Regions from separate parts of the Homo sapiens genome. Here region 2 is linked to region 1. A link is a loop called in an ENCODE intact Hi-C map of the cell type or tissue named here. Cell type or tissue: endothelial cell of umbilical vein. All regions are shown on one strand. Links, peaks and the distances in the headings refer to the core of each region. The heading gives the core; the rest is flanking DNA.

Region 1 (5,388 bases), core at 275-5,274:
TACCAGATCTAGAAAAGAAGAACCTACATCGCTCCTGGATCCTTCGTAGAGAGCAAGGCACTGCTAACACCTTTATTTTGGACTTCTATCCTCCAGAACTGTGAAAGAAAAAAAAATCTGTTGCTAAAAGTCCCCCAACTTGCAGTACTTTGTTACGGCAGCCCGAGGAAATGAATACGGAGGATATTGTTGTTATTTAGGTGAGAAATAGAGTTGGCCCAGACTAGTGTGATAGAAGTCAAGGTGAAGAAAAAAGGTCAGAATCTAGAATTATTTTGAAAGTAGAGCTATAAGATTTACCAAAGGATTGAATGTAGGTTTTGAGGGAATAATAAAGGAACCAAGAATAATCCAAGACTTTTAATCTAAACTATTGGAAAGATGTTGCCATAAACTGAATGAGGAAGGCTTTGGGTGGAGCAGCACTCAGGGGAAATACAAAGAGTCCAGTTGTTAACTTTTAGAAGCCTATTTAATACCCAAGTGGAGATGTCAGGTAGGCAGTTGTACATAAAAGTCTTGAATTCTGGAGAGAGGTCTCAGCTAAAGATATAAATTTCTGAGTGGTCCACATAACAGAGGCATTTTCAGCCATTAGATGGCACAAGGTTGAAAGAGATCACTAAGGAATGCAGAGCAGAGACGAAAGCAAGGCCTACCCTGGGTACTGCAATGTTAGTAGGTCAAGGAAAAGAGAAGAAATCAGCAAAGGAGACTAGAAGGGAGCAACTGGTGAGGAAAAAGGAAGACTAAGAAATTGTGATGCTTGTCACTAATCATCAGGGAAATGCAAATTAAACCACAAAGAGTTACCAGCTTACTCCTGCAGGAATGGCCATAATTAAAAAGTCAAAAAGCAATAGATGTTGGCATGGATGTGGTGCAAAGGGAACATCTTTACATTGCTAGTGGGAATGTAAATTAGTACCACCACTATAGAAAGTAATATGCAGATTCCTTAAAGAACTAAAAGTAGAACTACCATTCAATCCAGTAATCCCACTACTGAGTATCTACCCAAAGGAAAAGAAGTCATATAAAAAAGACACATGTACATGTATGTTTATAGCAGCACAATTAGCAAATGCAAGAATATGGAACCAATCTAAGTGCCCATCGACCGAGTTGATAATAAAAATATGGTATATATGTATATGCCATGGAATACTACTGAGCTATAAAAAGGAACAATAATAATGTCTTTTGCGGCAACTTGGATAGAGCTGGAGGTCATTATTGTAAGTGAAGTAACTCAGGAATGGAAAACCCAATATTGTATGTTTTCACTTACAAGTGGAACTTAGCTATAAGGATGCAAAGGCATAAGAGTGATTAATGGGCCGGGCGCGGTGGCTCCGCCTGTAATCCCAGCACTTTGGGAGGCCGAGGCGGGCGGATCACGAGGTCAGGAGATCGAGACCATCCCGGCTAAAACGGTGAAACCCCGTCTCTACTAAAAATACAAAAAATTAGCCGGGCGTAGTGGCGGGCGCCTGTAGTCCCAGCTACTTGGGAGGCTGAGGCAGGAGAATGGCGTGAACCCGGGAGGCGGAGCTTGCAGTGAGCAGAGATCCCGCCACTGCACTCCAGCCTGGGCGACAGAACGAGACTCCGTCTCAAAAAAAAAAAAAAAAAAAAAAAAAGAGTGATTAATGGACTTTGGGGGCTCGATGGGGGAGGTTTGGAGGGGTTAAGGGATAAGAGAATATTGGGTACAGTATAAACTGCTTGGGTGACAGGCACACTAAAATTTCAGAAATTAGCACTAAAGAACTTACCCATTTAACCAAAAACCATCTGTACCCCCAAAAACTATTGAAATTAAAAAAAAATTGTGATTGATGTGGTTTCGCTGCATCCTCGCCCAAATCTCATTTGTATTTTAGCCCCAATAATCCCCACATGTCATGGAAGGGACCTGGTGGCAGGTAATTGAATCATGGAGGTGGGTCTTTCTCGTGCTGTTCTCGTGATAGTGAATAAATCTCACAAGATCTGATGGTTTTATAAAGGGGAGTTCCCCTGCACATGCCCTCTTTGCCTGCTGCCAGGTAAGATGTGTCTTTGCTCCTCTTTGCCTTCTGCCATGATTGTGAGGCCTCTTCAACCATGTGAACTGTGAGTCAATTAACTCTTCCCTTTATAAATTACCCAGTCTTGGGGGTGTCTTTATTAGCAGCGTGAGAACAGACTAATAAAATGATACCTGTACTAGAATCCACTTGAAGAAAGGGAAGCACAAATTGATCACCAAGGTGTGACATAGGAAAGCATAGTTTGATGGTCCATCAAACACTATTGATAGGAAAAAGTGAGAACTAAGAATTGAGCATTCAATTTAGCAATATAAATATTATTGTGACTAGGATGAACAATAGTTTCAGCAGAGTGTTTAAAGTAAAATCTTGGTTAGTGGGTTTGTAGCTGAAAGAGAGGAAATTGGAGACAGCAATTACAGACACTTGAAATTTTTATCAGGGAAGATTTCAAGCATATAAAAATATGAATTAACAAAAAATGAAACCCATCACCCACATTCAATTGTTTTTAACTGATAGCCAATGTTGTTCATCTACTTCCCCACTCCCTCTGTCCCTACCTTACCAGATTATTTTGAAGATACTCTGAAAAAATAATTTAACTTCATTCATAAAAATTTAGACTTCTGCTTTAAGGCTCTTGCATTTTTTCTTTTTCTATAAAAGGAGCAAAAAAACAGATGGTAATTTGCAGGTGGAAGTGAGGTTAAGAGAAGATATTTGTAAACCACTTTTGGATCCCTGGGTTCAGATGTGGACTAGCAAGAGAGTTGGATTTAACCAGGGTTTTGGTTTTGCCATGTATAAAACACTGTGAGGTTCAAGGGTGTATGCAAAGGAATGATTACTATCCTTTGATAATTGACTATGTGACCATAAGCATTTTAGCTGGGTAAGGAGTGGAGTGATGACATAAAGTGGGTGAAATACACTGACAAGGTGATAGAATCATAGCTTAGAGGTCAAGGTGGAGTAATAAAGTGGTGGTGGTCAAAGAGCACAAGTTAGTCAGAGAAGCGGGTTTACAGGAAATAAGCCAGAGAATGTTCATCAACGTGTATATTAACCCATTTCCTGTTTAGAAAAAAAAAGTGTGGCTTGCTGCCAGCACTCACTGAATTTTACGTAAACACACTCTTTGAGGCTGAAGCAAATCTGACTGATTTTTCAATGTGAAAATAAAATATAAAAATTCTTCATGGAGTTATTTCTAAACAGAACTTGTCTCTAATCCTAATGTAACAGAAATGTATATGATATTACATTAGGATTAGAGACAAGAGAACAAGAATATTCTTGGGGCAAACAGGAAATGGGTTAAGGAATTAGACTAGAGTAGATTTATAGATAAGGAGACTAAGCTCAAGAGCGAAAATCATAGAGAAATGAGTTGAATTACAGAATGGGAGTGGCTGGTGTCTTTTAGAAAGGAGGGAGTATATTCTGAACATAGCAATGAGGATCAAGAAAAAATTAGCCCATGACCAGAGAGAGCTGTGAGAGTATAAATAAACAGTGCCCACCTAAGAAGACTGTAAGATAAGCAGGAGGGAGAGCTGTAATTCCATTAGAGCAATGAAAAGAGATTTTCCTTGGCCACTGCGTGACGCTTTTTTAACATGTTTTTTTCCCTCAACCATAAACAATTGCAGGCACAGTTGTGAGCATGGGCAAATTCAGGTTTTATGTGACCTGAAACTTACTTAGTTTGGAGGACTTTCTTTAAGGAAAGACTGTAAAATTTTTATTTTCCCAGATTTTACCAACAAAAAAGTGCAATTATGCAAACCCATTATCCACTTACCTTCCAATAGCCCACTCGAAAGGGGCTATTGGGAAACAATTCTCTATGGATATTTTCACCTTTCTGCATGATCCAGGCTTTCTGAGCAAACAATATGGTCAAACTTGATTAAATAATTATTAAGTGGTAAACATGCCTTGGAAGCCAGAAATTGTGTATTAATCTGGAAATATTTATCCCTTGGATAAATCCCACTTGATCATGCTAAATGATCTTTTTAATGTGTTGTTGAATTTGGTTTGCTAGCATTTTGTTGAGGATTTTTACAACTATGTTCACCAGAAATATTGGCCTAACACTCTTTTTTTCTGTGTCTTTGTCCAATTTTGGTATCAAGGTAATGCTGACCTTGTAGAAAGAGTTTGGAAGTATTACCACTTCTCCCATTTTTTTTGGAAGAGTTTGAGTTTTTTCTTTAAAAGTTTGACAGAATTAAGCATTGATGCAATCAGGTCCTAGGCTTTTCTTTAATGGGAGACTTTTTATTACAGCTTTGATCTCATTACTTGTTTGTTCAAGTTATTTTTTTCTTTATGATTCAATCTTAGTAAGTTGTATGTGTTCAGTAATTTATCAATGTCTTTTAGATTTTCCAAAAGAAACTTGTGGTTTCTTTTGGAAAAAGTTGTCCATAATTGTTTTTAATGATTCTTTGTATTTCTGTGGTCTCATTTGTTAACTCTCCCTTTTTGTTTCTGATTTTATTTACATGGGTCTTTTCTCTTTTGTTCTTAGTTTAGGTAAAGGTTTGTTAATTTATTTTTTCAAAAAAACCTTTTTGTTGATATTTTGTATTTTTTACTCTCAATTTCATTTACTTCTGCTCTGATCTTTATTATTTCTTTCTTTCTACTAAATTTGGTTTTGTTTTGTTCTCTTTTCTAGCTCCCTGAGGTGCATCATTAGGTTGTTAATTTGAAGTTCAAAGATAATATAGAAATACAGTGGTCATTGTAAGAAAGTTTTAACCTAGACAAAACTGTTCATTTATGAAGTGGATTGGAAAAGAAGAAATTCTGAATTCCTCAAGAACAATGGAATGTAGATTTTGATTATCATGCAGAGCCTTACAAGAGACTCAATAAATCAAAATATGCCTCTCTTAAAGACTTCTGGCCAGAAGCAGTGGCTCACACCTGTAATCCTAGCACTTTGTGAGGCTGAAGAGGGCAGATGGCTTGAGCTCAGGAGTTTGAGACCAGCCTGGACAACATAGGGAAACCTCATCTCTATTAAAAATAAACATAATAATAACAATTAGCCAGGCATGGTGGCACAAGCCTGCAGTCCCAACTACTCAGGAGGCTGAGGTGGGAGTGTTGGAGTAGGTAGTTAGGCAGACATGAACATCAGAAGAAAAGCCCATCCCCCACCAGTAATGTCAGGCAACCATTAGGTGATGGTCAGGTAGTTGTTAAGCAGTCTTTTTAAAATAATAATTGGTTGCAGTCAGTGCCAGAGAAAGGCAGTCTCCCAATATATGGAAAACACTTGAAGCCGGTGGCCAACAGCTTCCCAATAAGGAGCTGAGCAAGCAGTCTCAAG
Region 2 (5,388 bases), core at 211-5,210, 83 kb before region 1:
TTAATTGACTCACGATTCTGCATGTTGGGGCTTGTTGTGGATACAGACCGTATTCTGAAATGTCCTCAGAGGTCGATGATTGTGTTTGCTTCTGCCAGGGGATGGGTGTTTGCCCTCAGCTTGTTTGCAACACCACATTTCCTCAAAGGAAACGTATTAACTAACAGCTATCTTCAAGCCAATGTAAGAGTCTTGATTCAAGAAACAACCTACCAGTCAGTCTATTTCTAGGCTTTTCTCCCTCTCTTTGAAAGTGCCAGTGTTCTTCCTTTCACTCTCTTGAACTCATTTTTCCTGCCAGCACACATCATTTTGTCTCCTTTACTTTTCCATAGGCTGTTTTTTTTTATTTGTCTACTAGCTTTTCTTATCACATATCCCTGCTTGACAACCTTAAGCAATTTGTTGGATACCCTTGATTTGAGGCCCATCAATATGTCATACTTTGGGATTGGCAGAAGAAATGTTTAGAAGCATATTTTCCATAAATGATAGTGACAAGTGCCAAGCACTTGCTTCATGTTGTCTCATTCAGTTTTCACGGGGACTTTATAAGGTAAGTGGGATTACTCCCGTTTAAGGAAACTGATATAACTGAGGTGCAGAGAGACGAGAGTGACTTTCCCAGAGGCACACAGCTAGTGAGTGGTAAAGCCAGTAGATAAGCCAGTCCCTGAAATCCGTGTTTTCCAGTAGGATCCCAAGCTATGGGGAGATAAAAATTAGTCCCCTTGCCTAGCTAGAGGGCTTTAAAGGTTAAAGCAAGAGGAAGAAGCAGACCTTATCTTTTAGTTCTGTAAGTTTGGAGTGTATCGTGGGTCTCACTGAAACTAGAAAAATTGTCAGCACGGCTGCATTCCTTTCTGGAGGCTTAGGGTAGAATCCCTTTCCCTGCCTTTGCCACTCACCTTGGCATATGGCCCTCATCCATCTTCAGAGCCAGCAATGGCAATGGAGTCCTCACCTCTCATCATGCTGACATTGACTCTTCTGCCTCCGTCTTCCACATGTGAGGACTCATGTGAAGACATGCCGCACACCTAGTTAATCCAGAATAACCTTTCTATTTTAAAGTCAGCTTGTTAGCAACCTTAATTCCATTTGCTCTCTTAGTTCCCCTTTGCCATCTAAAGTAATATATTCATAGGTTCTAAGGGTTAGCATGTGGACATCTTCGGAGGGGCCATTATTTGAAATCTAAAATGGAGATGTTATTGCATCGCAGTCTATTGGGAGGTAGCCACTGGAGGTTTTTGCAGCCTTGTTTTTATATTTAAGCAAGGGTGTATATGTGTGTCTTAGTCTGTTCAGGTTGATACAACGGAATACCATAGACTGGGTAGCTTCTAAGCAACAGAAATTTCTCACAGTCCTGGAGGCTGGGAAGTCCAAAAAAAGTTGCCAGCAGATTTGGTGTCTGGTGAGAACCTACTTTCTCACAGATAGCACCTTCTTATTGTGTCCTTACATGGTGGTAGAAGGGCGACCTAGCTCTCTGGGATCTCTTTTATAAGGGGTCTGATCCCAATCATGAGAGATCTGCCTAATCACCTCCAAAAGGCTCCATCTCCTAATACCATCACATCTTGTGAGTTTGGATTTCAGCATAGGAATTTTGGGAGGACACAAAACTTCAGACCATAGCAGTAGGGATGTTGCTAATACCTCACGAAGAAAGAACTTAAAGAAGCTGAGTAATTTGCCCAAGACCACACAAAAATTCATTCGAATCCAGGGACAAAACTATATTTCCTGTGTTTTCTCCATGTCACTCAGAAAATTCAGCATGAGGGAGAAATATGATTCTTAATATAGAATCATATTTCTATATTGAAATATGATTTCAATATAGCTGTTTTGGCTAGAACTTGGAAGTGAACAGGCAGGCTTAATTGGGCAACAGTCCCCACTTTGTGGGGTGTGATCGGCAGGCTTATTCCAGGCTTCTTGCTGAGTTATAAAACTTCTGATTTATCTGATAGAGACCTTCAGAAGGAGGACTGGTGCTATTAAAATTATACACATTTCATTCTGGAATTTCTTTTGAGGGCATCATCCACTCCCCTCAGCTGTGATTGTAAACCTCATTGCTCTTGGTCAGAATTTCATTCAGCATTAACAATGACACATCCTGTTATGCTGTGCAGGTGTATTGCTGTTTATAGGAATTTAAGTTTAGATCATTAAATGTTTCAATACTGAATGTATTGACAGTTAAGTTGATGACGCAGAAAACTACAAATAGCTGGGCAAACTATAAGAGGTGTTTCTCGTCTGCACCTTCCCTTCTGGTATCTTGATAGTATAGCCCAAAAATGGTTTTAAGCCCTTGCTTCTCCCCCAGGGCTACCCTCTTTGCTTGCACCTTACAAGGTTGAGTGTTGTGAGGCCCCATCTGGTGCCGACTCCAATTCTGTCTCTAGCCCAGACCCACACTTGTGAGCTGCTATGAGTTATCTGGGCATCTTGGTTGACTTAATCTTCCTAACATCCTTGTAAATAGGTGGATGAATACTATGTTTTATGATTGGAAAATGAAGAATCAAAAAGATATGGCAATTTGGTTTAAGTCCACATAGCTAGTAGTTAGGGAGCTTTGTTGAGAAAGAAAAATGCATGAGAGGAAATTAAGACTGTAGTTAATAATTATCAGGTGCATATTAACGTTGCATGAAGCTTAACTTAAATACATGTTATTCTTAAGGTTAAAAAGTTCAAAACAAAGGCGGGGGTTCCAAGGCAAATGGGTGGGGATAGACAGGAGATGGGCAGAGGTAGATGAAATGCGGGTGTTATGGTGTGGAAGTCAGTTGGAGTATAGCCACTGGAGGCTTTTGTGGCCCTGTTCATATCATAGTTATAAGTGGGATGTTGCTAATGCTTGACTCATCAAAGGCTGAAACAAAGCCAGAGCTGAAGTTGAGTACGTGTCACCGTTTTATTGGTTAATCTTTCAAAAAGAGAAAAGCCTCTGTTTATACAGGCTGAAACAGTCATTTGACCTGTTCTTCAACTCCATCTGGAATTGCTTTGGGGTTAACTTAGCATTTCCCCTAAAGCGCATATGACAGTGGGTTGGGAGGAGCTCGGATGGGGTTTTTGTTCCTCCAGAGCGCTGAGGCCTTATTTCTGAGTGAGGTGGCCTTGGTGCCAGCTAATGCCACTGTTTAGTGTGTGATGAACTAGAAGTAACAGGTTAATTTTGGCCAGTAGACTTGCCAGCTGTGTAAACGGAACCAGTGAAACTATTTCTCAGTGCTGCCTCCCACCCCTGGAAGAGGACATCATGTTATCTACCTGCCCCTGTTGGCTTCCCTTGACCCATCTCTCCCATGCTGTCCCCTCCTCCCTGTGTTACTCATCAGTTCAAATTTAGAATAATTGAATGCACAGAGAAAGTGGCTTGTTCTGAAAACTTCTGACAAGAAATTTCCAGGTGACTTGGTGCTAGATTAATTTTAGCCTCTCTTATGGATTCAAAACTGTTTTGTCAGAAGACTTGAACTAAGACACTTTAGAATTAATTACGGCTGGGAAAAAGAACAATCTAAATGAGGCAGCGAACAAAGATTCCTAAATATGGAGCAAGACAAGTGGCTCTTTATTTCAGTGGGTCACTGGCATGAAAAAATATAGTTGGGGTTACAGGCAGGAATTACTCTTAGAGACATGGGAATTAAATGCAAGGTAAGTACCTTGTTTGGACCCTGAAACTAACAAAGCAACTGTTTAAAAACAAATTTTTTTAAGACATTGGGGAAATTTGCATCTGCTCTGAGTCAAAGCCTGGGATTTGTGTTTGTGAAAAAGCTAATAGAGGAAGCAAGTTGGACACAATTTAAGAAATTGTTGAATCTGGGTGATGTGTATATGGTGTTAAGTATATGATTTTCCACGTCTGTGATGATGAAACATTTTTGTATTGACTTCTTAAGTGTCTTACCTGGCCTTTCTGAGCCCACAGTTGAGTTGCACCTGCAATCCAAAGTGGTTACCCCGTCACGGCTGCCAGACCACAGACACTTTAATTCTTGTTGTGCGGTGTGTTGCTGCCAGCCCAGAGCCAAAAAAGCGGAATACCACCCTGAAGCTTTTGTAAACAATTGTCTTTAGCTTATCCAGAGGAATTGAGTCTGGAGTAAAGACCCAAATATTGACCTAGATAAAGTTGACTCACCAGCCCTCGGAGGATGGAAAGATGGCCTTAAAATAAAACAAACAAAAACCTTTTTTGCTTTATTTTGTAGGACCACTATGAGACCTCAGTCCTTCTATGATGGAAGTCATTCTTGTGCCAGAGGAGTGTGCCATATTCCAATGGCTGAGCCGTTTTGCCCCAAAACGAGAGAGGTGTGTAGTCTTTCTGGAAGGTGTACCAGAATAAATCATGTGGGCTTGGGGTGGCATCTGGCATTTGGTTAATTGGCAGAGCGAGTGGCCCCATACCCTCACTCAAGTTTGCTTTGTATTATGCAAAGTTTTATGAAGAGTTATTTCCTGTTGCTAATAATTTCCTGTTCCTCTGTTACTCTCAGTCATTTTAAGCTGAACCACTCAAAGTTGCAACCTACCTTTTTAATAAGTTTTGATTTTGCTATCTAGATAAAATGATTTAACATAGAATATCACATTACTCAAGAGTATGCAGTCTGGAGCCAGATTACTTAGGATCAAATCTCTGCTCTTCAACAAAGTAGCTGTGTCCAAGAGGACAAATTATTTGACATATGTGGGTTTCAGTTATCTTACTTCTAAAATGAAGATAATTATAGCATGTACCTTATAAGACTGTGTGAGGGATGAGAGAGTTAATACTTAATGAAGTCTCTGAACCATGCCTGTCAGTTATGGAACATCCAATGGCTGGTAACTGCTTTTGTGAATTAAATTACTATTATTGATCTTCTAAAAATGGTCAGATTGGCAGCTGTTGCCTTTGACCTGAGTTTGGCCATTACTGCCCAGCCTTCTGTCTACCATTATAGCCAAATCACAGAACTATGGGGACAGCCCCACAAGGGCCAGTGGTGGTATAAGGGGTGGAATCACAGTTTTAGTTCCCAAGCAACAAAAATGGCTACCATGACTAAGAAGCCTATGGCTTGGTCCACATGTGCTACTTCTCTTATAATCCCAGGTTTGAAAGTCAGGTGCAACTCAAAAGATCAGAAGTATCGTTAGAGATTAACTGCTTCATAAAATCTCCCTTATGAGTTAACTTAGAGAATATAAATACCTAAACACGTTAGTTATTCAGATAATGTTAACACCTGCATATAGAGAGTAGATGATTTCTTTTAGCATTTATGTTTTATCCTACATAATCACAGAAAACCCATTTCCTTATAGTTAACAGCAAGGGCACCTAAACTGAGGACACAGGGTTGG

Evidence for each region. Peaks named below come from ENCODE experiments on the same cell type or tissue, not always from the same donor. Only the 100,000 strongest peaks of a DNase experiment are listed, where the experiment ranks them.
Region 2: it touches region 1 in a loop (3-fold over the local background); 3 of 110 quality-filtered maps call a loop at or near these places.

What each region holds. Positions count from the first base shown.
Region 1 is chr9:21,916,732-21,922,119 of GRCh38, forward strand. It overlaps a transcript of MTAP not described here. Among named protein-coding and RNA genes, the nearest start is that of CDKN2A-AS1, 48 kb to the right of the region's middle. In endothelial cell of umbilical vein, for the core only: no CTCF peak of the experiment used is centred there; a DNase peak (open chromatin) is centred at 3,110; H3K27ac peaks cover 616 bases.
Region 2 is chr9:21,833,661-21,839,048 of GRCh38, forward strand. It overlaps MTAP (methylthioadenosine phosphorylase), which reads left to right. Exons shown (of 8, transcript NM_002451.4): 5 at 4,248-4,350. Among named protein-coding and RNA genes, the nearest start is that of MTAP, 34 kb to the left of the region's middle. RefSeq lists an enhancer at 1-37. In endothelial cell of umbilical vein, for the core only: no CTCF peak of the experiment used is centred there; a DNase peak (open chromatin) is centred at 2,931; H3K27ac peaks cover 2,928 bases.